Linked DNA regions of Homo sapiens: regions 1 and 2 are each linked to region 3. The links are chromatin contacts, found by Hi-C or POLR2A ChIA-PET in ENCODE. All regions are on one chromosome and are shown on one strand. The core of a region is the stretch at or near the end of the contact, and the rest is flanking DNA. Distances in the headings are between cores, read along the strand shown. Region 1 has its middle 63 kb from the start of CTLA4. Region 2 holds the start of ICOS (inducible T cell costimulator). Region 3 holds the start of NBEAL1 (neurobeachin like 1).

Evidence for each region. Hi-C counts contacts between places; a loop is a spot of excess contacts on that map. ChIA-PET counts read pairs that join two places held with the same protein, here RNA polymerase II (POLR2A). Pooled maps may share reads with other maps.
Region 1: a loop to region 3 is called in a pooled map, with 3 times the contacts of the local background. The contact joins the enhancer-like site here to the promoter of NBEAL1 in region 3. A Hi-C loop is called at or near these places in 13 of 50 pooled maps. POLR2A ChIA-PET finds 5 or more read pairs at or near these places in 3 of 52 experiments (T-cell, activated CD8-positive, alpha-beta T cell and activated T-cell).
Region 2: a loop to region 3 is called in a map of CD4-positive, alpha-beta T cell, with 3 times the contacts of the local background. The contact joins the promoter of ICOS here to the promoter of NBEAL1 in region 3. A Hi-C loop is called at or near these places in 1 of 168 maps with a recorded cell type or tissue (CD4-positive, alpha-beta T cell) and 5 of 50 pooled maps. POLR2A ChIA-PET finds 5 or more read pairs at or near these places in 1 of 52 experiments (activated T-cell).

The regions. Positions count from the first base shown.
Region 1 is chr2:203,802,906-203,806,489 of GRCh38, reverse strand. No RefSeq gene overlaps it. Among named protein-coding and RNA genes, the nearest start is that of CTLA4, 63 kb to the left of the region's middle. Within about 2 kb of position 2,194, at least 6 of the 41 ENCODE cell types and tissues checked have a DNase peak (open chromatin) inside an H3K27ac peak, as active enhancers do.
Region 2 is chr2:203,935,378-203,938,995 of GRCh38, reverse strand. It overlaps ICOS (inducible T cell costimulator), which reads right to left and starts at 2,233. Exons shown (of 5, transcript NM_012092.4): 1 at 2,124-2,233. The coding sequence starts at 2,181. It overlaps LOC101927840 (a long non-coding RNA gene), which reads left to right. Exons shown (of 4, transcript XR_427213.4): 2 at 1,608-1,679; 3 at 2,795-2,888.
Region 3 is chr2:203,013,214-203,016,922 of GRCh38, reverse strand. NBEAL1 (neurobeachin like 1) reads right to left here and starts at 2,048. Exons shown (of 56, transcript NM_001378026.1): 1 at 1,941-2,048; 2 at 488-767. The coding sequence starts at 538. RefSeq lists a silencer at 1,947-2,176 and an enhancer at 1,815-2,368.

The DNA.
Region 1 (3,584 bases), core at 945-3,444, 790 kb before region 3:
TCTGGAATCAGTAGTGAGAAAAATCAGCCTTATACCAAAGGCAGCTCTCATCCCACCTCACAAAGCTTAAAAGCAAACTTCAAATTGTTTTCAAGTAATGCACATGTATCTCAGAACAAACATTAAAAATATTTATGGGACTATAAAAAAAACCAATACCCAACAAGGTAAAATTTACAATATCTGGCATCCAATCCAAATTACTGGGTATGCAAAGAAACAGGAAAATATAACTCATAATGAAAAGAAAAATTGATCAGTAGAAACAGACCCAGAAATGATAAAGATGTTAGAATTAGTAGAGAAAAACATTAAGACATGTAGTTATGGTCAGGCTCAGTGGCTCACACCTATAATCCTAGCACTTTGGGAGACCAAGGTGGGCAGATAGCTTAAGCTCAGGCATTCCAGACCAGCCTGGGCAACATGGTGAAACCCCAGCTCTACAAGAAATACAAAAATTAGCCAGGTGTGGTGGCATGTTCCTATAGTCCCAGCTACTCAGGATGCTAAGGTGGGAGGATCTCTTGAGCCCAGGAGGTCAAGGGTGCAGTGAGCTGAGATCATGTCATTGTAGTTATTGTAACTATATTCCATATGTTCAAGAAGGTGGAGGAAAGATTAAGCACATTAAAAAGAGACATGAGATCTATTTAAATGACCCAAATAGAACTTCTGGAAATGAAAACTACAACACCTGAAAAAAATACACTGGGTAGGATAAACAGTGGATTCAACACCAAATAAAATAATATTAGTGAACTTGACGGCATAGCCATAGGAACCATGCATAATAAAACTCCTGGAGAAAACACACTGAAAAATGAAGAGAACATCAGACACCTTTAAGCAGTCCAATACACATATAATTGGAGTATTGCAGTCCAATTATATATTATTTTCCTGTTGGAAAATGTGAAGACAGAAAAAATTTTTAAATTAATTTTTTTAGATGTAAATTTGTCTAAAGATATAAACTCACAGATTTGAAGCTCAACCAACACCAAGCTTAGGAAACAAGAAGAAAATTTCATGAAGGCATAATGTTATCAAATTGCTTAAAATAAAGAGAAAATCTTCAAAGCAACCAGAGGAAAAAACCATAAAGTTGTGTTGTCTCCCCCAGATTGTGAAATGTTCAATTCCACACACCCTGGCCTTGGGAAACCACGGGAGGTAGAGCTTGGGACCTGTGGACCTAGAGAACATGGCTTTGCTTTCCAAGTAGAGTTCGGAATGCAAACAATATTTAATATGAACTATAAATATTTTTTCTCATTTATTAATGTTTCCCTTTAGCAGGGCAGGAACTAGCATGAGTTGATGTATCAGGTACAAATTTTAAGGAGCACTAAAAAATTAATCAAATAACATTTTCGTGTAATATTTTAAAGAATTAAAATGAATGCAAGAAAATCATTATCAAAATATCACATTTTTAATGAAGACAGGATCTGACCCTGTGCTTGCATGACTCACTTCCTTCTCCTTGGTCCAAGTCCTACTCTTTAGAAAGAGACCTGACATATCTTTAGGGCAATTTCTTCTTATCTCCCCCACGCACTGCCCATAGTAACTCCAGTCCTCCACCCACTCATCACTGATTTCATTTTGGTGCCAAGACAAGAAACCTTAAGGCCATCTCCTTCTTTCTTTTTTTTTCTTTTTTGAGATGGGGTATCACTATGTTGCCCAGTCTGGTTTCAAACTCCTGGGTTCAAGTGATCCTCCTGCCTCAGCTTCCCAATGTGCTGAGATTACAGGGATGAGTTGCCACACCTGGTCTTTCTTATTAGTTCGTATTTTCTTCATGTTTCTCCCTTCTAGAGTCACAAGAGAATTATCCTCTTCAAGTACAAATTATATTCCTAAAATGTTTGCCTCTGTACTAGAAAGGGTTATCAAGGAATTGGAGTCTTTTAACAGCGGGTTTCTAATCAAATGGATAAAGAGCAAACAAAAATAAACGCCAAGCTTTACTTACTAGCAAAAAGTGGAGTTTTTTAATTCATTGACAGATTTTGTGTGTGTGTTTTAATAGGGCTATTGTGTTGCTATGGTTGCAAGCTTGCATTGGTACTTTCACTAGGAGACGATGTGGTCTGAACATTCCTCCCACTTTTCACATCTGCCCACGTGTTCCACACAGGGATTTGGTAACCTGGCTTCTAGCCCTAGCCTCCTCTGCCACCCCAGGGAGTGCAAATTTTTCAGCCCTTTCTCAGAAAATCTGAATTCCTCTGAGATGTGGTAAAGTTAAACCCTGGCTCCTGCTCAGAATGCAGATTGTCAAACCACAGAATGTTGATCAGCTTCCTGTGTGAGCCTCGATAAATTTTTACCTCTTTGGCATGATATTTATACATGAGATCGCTATGAGATAATTAATTTAATAATGACCTCTTCAAAATGAATTTAGAAATTAATCACTAGAGAAGATATAGAGCTTAAAAATTCTGGGTGTTTTTCTTAAAGCAATCGTTACGAAACATTTTGCAAACTAAGAATGACCTCTTAATGATTCTTCTAAGTTCTAGATATTCATATATCTTTTCTCTTGTCTCTTTTCCTCTCCCTGCTCCTTTTTCTCATCTTTTCTTCTCGTCTCCTTACCAATTTTTCTTACAACACTTACACCCATCGTCCAAGCTTGCCTCTCTGAAATTTGATTCTCAAATCTGATCACAGATGTCTCCTAAGAAGTAAAGAGGCAGTGGGGACAATGGTCCCAAGTATTGTGTCTTCTGGGGACCTGCCCAGTGGTGGCAACTGAAACTGGTTGTCCTCAAGCTTGGGAAGAACTTCTAACCAAGACCTTGGTTCAGGCCCTTATCATTTTTTAGTGGCCTCTGTTCCTGCATCCCTTTTCTAGCTTTTCTCCATACTCCAAACTGAGTGATCCTTCTAAACTGCAATTCCACCTGCATGGCTTGAAATCCTCTAGCGGTTCCCCAATGTCAATTAGATGAGGTCCAAGCTCCATAAAATAGCATTTGAGGCCTTTAGTGATCTGGATCTTCCTCCCACCCTGACCTTGTCTCTCAGGGTTCATGCTCCTCCCTATCCCTAATCTCCCCTTCCCCTGCCTCCCATACACACACACAGACACACAGACACACACACACACACACACACAGCCACACCAAACACACTCCTTACCCAGCCACACTAAACTCTGTATCTCCCAGTCCCCGCAATGCACCATGTTTTCTTATGCCACCATATAAGGTTTTCTCAGCCTAGACTCCCCATTCTATAAAATTATGATATAGTTTCAAGACTAATCTTTTATCTTTGAAGAGTGTTCATAGCACTCTGTCTCATTCCTTTCATTGTCTCTGTTTTTTGTAGCCAAATATATTTATAACTGTTCTGACTATGAATTAGAATTCTCTGCAATGTAATTTCATGGTATTAGGTGCCAGCAGGAAACTGAACACTAAAGTCAGTGATCCACATGTCTGAAAATGTTTGAATGCTTAACACTATGTAGCTCTGGTTTAAAAAGAAATGAGTCATTTGTGGGTCCTTGGGTTGCCACTCTCTGAAATCTCCAAGTACTTTCAAACACGCACATTCTCACA
Region 2 (3,618 bases), core at 984-3,483, 920 kb before region 3:
GGCTCTTTTTCTTTAGAGCTTTTACATGGCAGTTTCTGGATACATGCATTGTGGAGATATTTTAAATAGGATCATTGCTAGCAGATTTATTGTTACCATTTAGCCACTCGTGCCTCAGGTTTGCCACATGCCAAACAGCATGCCACATCTCATGGCTTTCTTTATAATGAGAGTGAACATTGGTTGTATTCATTTAGAATCTACGATGAATATTGTTCCAGAATACAAATTATTCGTCAGCTTAATCTGGAAACTTAAAACAATCCTACCTAAGGCTGGATCTCACCTTCCACAGAATTGACACCGATGCTACTTTAATTCTCCTGAGCATAATACCACAACCAGAACTGCCCAAATTGGTTTGGCCTAGTTGAATGATTTTTATCAATACAAACAAACCCTTCCACGAATGGTACCAACGTTCTTGGAAGAATATCCAAAATCTGGAACATAGACTATATGGTCTGAATGGTCTGGCCTCTACTTTCCTTTCCAGCCTCACCTTGGACCAACTTGGACCAGTTGGTCATCTTGGACCAAGCTCAGCCTCTTCCCTCTTTGTGCTCAGGCACATCTGTCTGCTTTCTTCTAGTTCCCTAACCTTACCTCATTCCTTCCTGCCACAGGCTCTTTGCACTTGTTCCTTCCATGGTATGGAACGTTCTTCCCTACCTTCATACCGTTCTCCCCATTGATTGCTACCTTGTCCTTGAAATCTCCGCTCAAGTGCCACTTGCACAGGAAAGACTTCAATGAACCCTGCTCCTCAGCTACACCTCCACACCCACCCAGTCTAGTCAAGCTCCTTGTTACATTCCCTCATATAATTGAGTTTTGCCTGTAATTATCATTAATCAATGGGATTATTTGATTAATATATCTCTCTCTACCATGCAGTTACCTTCCAAAGAACAGGGGTTGACCTGGTTTTGCTCATCCTTGTACATACACCATCTGGCACAGTACCTGCTACCAGGCAGGTGCTCAATGCTACATGAGTAAATGGATGAATGAAGAATGAATATAAATTCCAAAGCTGCTCATGTCATTCATGCCGCTAAAGGACTTCATGAGATTCTAGAAAAGGCATAAACCAGCAAGTAGCCCAAAACTGTCCTTGTGCTCATTCTACATTCCTCAATCCTCTTAACTGCACTTAACTCACTTTGAGCCAGCACAAGATGAAACATTTGATCAATTTGATTTCATTTTTTTTTCATTTTTTGTAAGAACAGTAAGGTCTATTTTTTTGCCACTGAAAAAATGTATCCCTAGATAGGATCATACCTACTAAAAGTTCTGCCTTCACTTTTAGTTTATTTGATTATTTAAGTTATTTAATATTACTTAACTTTCCTTTTTTCAACCTCAAGAATAGGGCTCAGTGTGAAAGAGAAAACAAAAGTAGTACAAATTATATACAGTAAAAAGCAGCAGAAACACGTGTATTAACTTACATTGTATGTAGCATTATTTAAATTGTCCATATAGAGTCTGCTATATGCCATTCAAGAGAAGGAATCAGGGACTCCAGAATGATCTTTTTTGTAAGGTCTACAGGGGCTAGGAAGTATTTTTACATTATCCTTTCCTCCTTGGCTTTTTAGGGTGAACTCTGATACTTAGTGTCAATAAAAACTCTATGGTGCCCTGGACATTTCAGATAACAGATCATCCAGGTAAGATTAAAATCAAAATCCTTCTTTTCAAAGACTTCCCATTTTATTTTCTACCACAGAAAGAATTCCCAGTCCAAATGCCAGAGCTATTTAATTTTCATTCTGTTGACACAAGTCATTTTGCCTTTCATCTTTCTCTAAGAACAGTAAGCCACTCTGCTAGTTTATCCACTGACAGGTAACTCCAAGCAGGTAATTTAAAAATTTAATGGTCTGATGAAACATGTTTTTCATCTCAAGACACAGTATCAAAGGCAGCAATGCAAACTCAATGCCATCCACAGTGACATGAGTGACATGGTGCCCTTGGCCATATCCTGAAACTATTCCTACTTTCAAAAACCAAAACCACTGTCTTTTGGGTGCGTAATTTTTCTACCTTTGCTTTTTCTTAATGTTTACTTGAATTATAACTTAATAAGAAATATTCAATACACCACTTACCTGTTAAAACTTTAATGCGCAAGCAGAAGAGAAAGAAATACCAGAGGCCTGACTTCATGTTTGCCAGAAACAGTTAACAGTCCTCGCGTTCAGTGTTCAAAGCTGACAGTGAATTCAGGCTCTCGGTTGTTTTCTATTTGCTGGAAAGGAAGTGGGTTTTCTGGGAGTTTATGTAGTGTCACGCTTACCATCAAATCAAGGGGGTGTTTCTTCTTTGATGCCAATGGCTATATGAAAGGCATTATTGCTTATGACATGAGTTAAACAATGCATGGATTATTGATGATTTTGAAGACAGAGGAAAACATTACCCTTATTCTGGTTCCTATAAAACAAGTTAAAGAGATTATGCCTGTATTTTTCAGAACCACCCTACTTCTCTGAATCAATAGTTATGGGGGTTAACAGGACCTAAAAATACTCACATGATGAATAAAACATATATTTTGACACATTTCTATCTTATGCTAGGTGCTCCAGAGATAAGAAAGCCTTTGAAATAGGACAAGAAACAAACAAAATTATTATAGAAATTGAAGTGAAAAGATCTGAAAGAAGAGCATCATAGGAATCTGAGAAATGATATTTATGTGGCATTCATTGTAGATTGCAATGTTTCAAATGATGGGGTCAGTTTTAAACTAACTTAAACCCTGCTCCTCATATTACAGCAGAGTCTGTAGGAACCAGGGATTCCTCACCTACGGCTCAGTGAGACCAAGAATGTTTAAAAGCCTGCCGTGGTCTCCCCATCCCTGCAGGGAGGTAAAGTAGACAATAACAACAATAACAATAATAATTACATAGATAATTATATGTATATGTACTTAAATGTTTTATATGAAATAATATATCTTAATGCAAAATGTAAAAAATTAAATGTAATATATTTTATATATAAAATATACCTATTTTTATATATGAATATAGCTAATATTACATTTATATTATGTTTTATATGCATGTAAATGGTTACTGTTTGTATATATATTTACATTATAACTATAGTTTATACATACATTAACTCATTTAATCTTCTTAATCATCCCAATGGTGACCACTAATCTCCCATTTTACAGATGAGGAAAACTGAGGCACAGACAGGTAACGAACCTGGCCCAAGTCATATAGTAAGTGTCAGTGCTATGATTTAGAGAGTCTGGCTCCAGAGTCCTCACTCTTAACCGAAGCAGGTAGAACCACCAATACCAAGGCCTGCTGATCCCTCCATCCAGAAGTCTGAACGCGCTTCCAAGATGCTAGATCCAGGCTGGACTTCCCTTAGCCTGCAGAAATGACATTTAGATGAGAAGCTGAAATCAGCTGGCCAGGGAAACCAAGGTGTGAGTCCAAAAGGTCCAGGCTCTGAAACAGATTCCAGGTTTGGGGCTTTAGGCCAGCCACTAGGAATGCCAGACCACAGCCAAGGGGTCTGCAAGGTAAGGAGGAGGCTGATCCTGCAGGGATCCCCCTAGCTGCTGAAGCTTCCCCTAGC
Region 3 (3,709 bases), core at 799-3,298:
AGTGAGAAGGAAATGAGACAATGCTCAAAGAGTGCTAACTTAGTGGCAGTCACACAGCACGCAGTTCAATCAATAACCTTGTGATGCAATTTCAAAGGTTCATTCCAAGAAAAATGCTTAATGCCCTTCTCATAAAAATGTCTCTATCCTACACTCACTTGTGGGAGAAAATGAAAAGCACAAACAAAAATAAAAATATTTTATTTTTCTCTTAAGGGCATAATTTTACTTATATAATTTTAGGATCATTTGGGGATAAGTATCAAATAAAAGCCGCACCCTACAGTTTTTAACAGTATGCCAATATTGTATGTGTGTTCAAACCTGAAAAAGAGGAAAACAGAAAATCCTTTAAACGCTTTTAAGTTTGGGGTTATTCATTATGACTAAATACACTATTATCTATTAAATAAAGTGTTACTACTGCCAGTCACAAATTTTATAATAAAGTATTTTAAAACATAAAAATAAAAAGGAAAGCAATTACCTTTGTACAATAAAGCATCCAAAGTTCAAAGAGCCTCTCTCTGGATGCCATTCTGGCTTTCACTCTGGCACTTTAAGTTTTCCTTAAAAAAATTATGTTCAAGACTACAGCATGTCCATTTTATTTTCCAAGTTTTTCAGCCGTTCAGTAAAGCTCATAGCAGTAAAGAAAGCAAAAAGAAGTGAAACAAATGGACTGTCCTCTGGTTAAAAACAAAAAGGCAATTTCAGCAGTCACTCCAATATATCTTCATCAGTGGTAGTTGGGCAATTAAATAAATCTGTGAAAGAGAAAAACATCCACAGGTTAGAAAAAGAGGCCATACTAAAAAATCTAGACTTATCAAAAACTAAAGATGTATCTTCTTCACTTCCCACAAACAACCCGCTATACTTTCACATGGACTGATTAGATTTCATAGAAACTTGTGTTTCAGGAAAACATCACAGCTAACACAGTATGTCCACCATAGAATCCTCTAGGGCAGACAGACTCCTAGAGATGGGTACATGTTCATAACCAAGAATGCGTCCAGTGAGAATAAGGAGCAAGACTCCCTTCCCACTCATACCTTTTGTACAGATACAAGGAAAAGGCCCACATCTCAGACATTTCAAATACATCAAAGCTCTTAGAATGTTCTTGTTCTGGTCTCCTCTTCAAAGTTGTTGGGGCCAGGCGCGGTGGCTCACGCCTGTAATCCCAGCACTTTGGGAGGCCCAAGTGCGTGAATCACCTGAGGTCAGGAGTTCGAGACCAGCCTGGCCAACACAGTGAACCCCTGTCTCTACTAAAGAAATACAAAAAATTAGCCGGGCGTGGTGGCGGGCACCTGTAATCCCAGCTACTCAGGAGGCTGAGGCAGGAGAATTGCTTGAACCCGGGAGGCAGAGGCTGCAGTGAGCCCAGATCACGCCACTGCACTCCAGTCTGGGCGACAGAGCAAGACTCCGTCTGGGGTGGGGTGGGGGTGGAGTAGTTGGGACTGTTTGCTGTGTTGCAGGGCAGGGCGTGGGGGCGGGGGAGGAATTCCCAGTTCGTTTGTTCTAACAATCCTCGGAGAGTGGAAGTCCACCCGCCCACCTGGCCTCTCCACCTTTCCATCCAAGAGAAGTGGGCACGCACACACCGGCGAGGAACTTCCCAAAGAAGCATCCAAGTGTTTGGGGGAATCTTTTAATTTCCTCCTCACATCCCAAGACAACCCAAACAGAGGCAAACTTAAGGTGTGCCGAGCTGCCAAGAGAAGCTCTAGAACTGAGGAATGCGGACTCGGCGTCTCCCGACCGCGATCCCAGCCTGCACTACAGTATCGGAACACTCCCTGACAGCCTAGCCCACTCAAAGCCGCCCCTCACTCTGCAGCCCCTCCACCACCAAGCACCGGGGCCCTCCCATTTCTTGCCATGCCGCCCCCTCTTCCCAACGGCCCGCTCCCCATCACCGGGCTCACATTGTGTGCCGCGCGGCAGCCGCCGCCCGGCAGCCGTCTAACTGCTTCCCTCGACCCCTTCCCAAGGCGAAGCCCCGTGTCACCCCGCAGCCAGGCAGACGAGCGGGCGGGACATGGGGGCGGGGCGAGAGGCCGGGAGGAGCAGGGGGCGGGGCTGCCCCCTGGGCTAATCATTTCGGCCGCTGAGGATTTACCCAGCCGTTGGGCGGCAGCTGTTCAATGGTCGCGTAGGCTGGGGATGGGCGGGGTGACCTGAAGCCCCGCCCCAGCATACCTGCGCAGCCGCAGTCGACAGGCTCTGGCTGCCCATCCCTTGGCGGGCGCCGGCCGCGGCACTGAAACGAGCCTTCCCTCAGCTGGACATGGAGGAGGGCTGACGTGCTGACGTCTACGCCCGCCCCGCTTTTCGCTGATGGCGTCATTTCCGTGAGTCATCTGAGGGCGTGAGACCCTACGGTGTTAAAGGGGATTTTGTTTCACTTATTTGTAGAACCGGGATTGGTTCTGGGAATTTAGAGTAATGTAAAAAGACAAAACACACACAGACACCCCCCAAAAACTCCTCTTTTCCTTTTGTGCCTGCTTTCGTCGTCACCGAGTGTCATATCCAAAGGGCTTATTTTACCACCACTAAAGACTTCGAAAGGGTTTTTCTTTTTCAGAAAAGAAGCAAAAGGCTTTACTAACTATAGACAACTTTCAGAGAGATTTGGTTTTTGTATAAGGAAAGAAAAACGCGTAAGATAACTCACCTTTGTTAAACATTTCCACAACTTTTTATTGTGAAAGATTTCAAGTATATTCTAAAGTAAACTAGTATAACGAAACCCTGTATACCGTCACCCAACTTCAAAAATGATCAACTAATGTCCCATCTTGTTTCATTTGTAACAAGGATCCACAAATTGCCTGTGAAGAGCCAGAGACGAGGCGCAGTGGCTATCGCCTGTAATTCCAGAATTTTGGGAGGTCTAGGCGGGCGAATCCCTTGAACCCAGGAGATCAGCCTGGGCAACAGAATGAGACCCTGTCTCTGCAAAAGAAATTTTAATTAGCTTGGCGTGGTGGTGCACGCCTGTAGTTCCAGCTACTTAGAAGCTAAGGTGGGAGAATCGCTTGAACCTGGGAGTGAAGGTTGCAGTGAGCTCCGATGGCGCCACTGTACTCCAGCCTGGGCGACAGAGCGAGACACTGTCTCAAAAAATAAAAATAAAATAAAAAGAGCCAGACAATAAATGTTATAGGCTTTGCAGTCCATTCTGGTTGCAACTTGCTTAACGAAAATCAAAAGAACAATATTTTGAGATGTGAAAATTAGACGAAATTCAAATTCAAGTTTCAGTGTCCTAAAATTTTAGTGGAACACAACCATGCCCATTCCTTTAGTATTGCCTATAGCTGCTTTCACTCTACCATGGCAGAATTGAGAGTAGTTGCTTGCAAATTACACCTTCAATTTTTTATCCTGAAATTACATTTTACATTCAGCATTTCTCCTTGGTTGTCCATTAGGCATGTGAAATTTATATGTCAAAATTTTGGGGGGAAAATATGCTTTTCCTTTGGGATACCCTATTTTAGTACTTAGCAACTCTATTCTTGTACTTGCTCAGTACAAGAACCTAGGAAGTGTGCTTGCTGTCTTCCTCATGTACTTCACTTCCAATCTAATCTTTTCAGCTATATCTCCAAAATATACCTAACCATCTCTCCACACTTTCTTCCTTAAATGGATGGTGGTATAGTAGTAGTAACCACTATCTTTATTT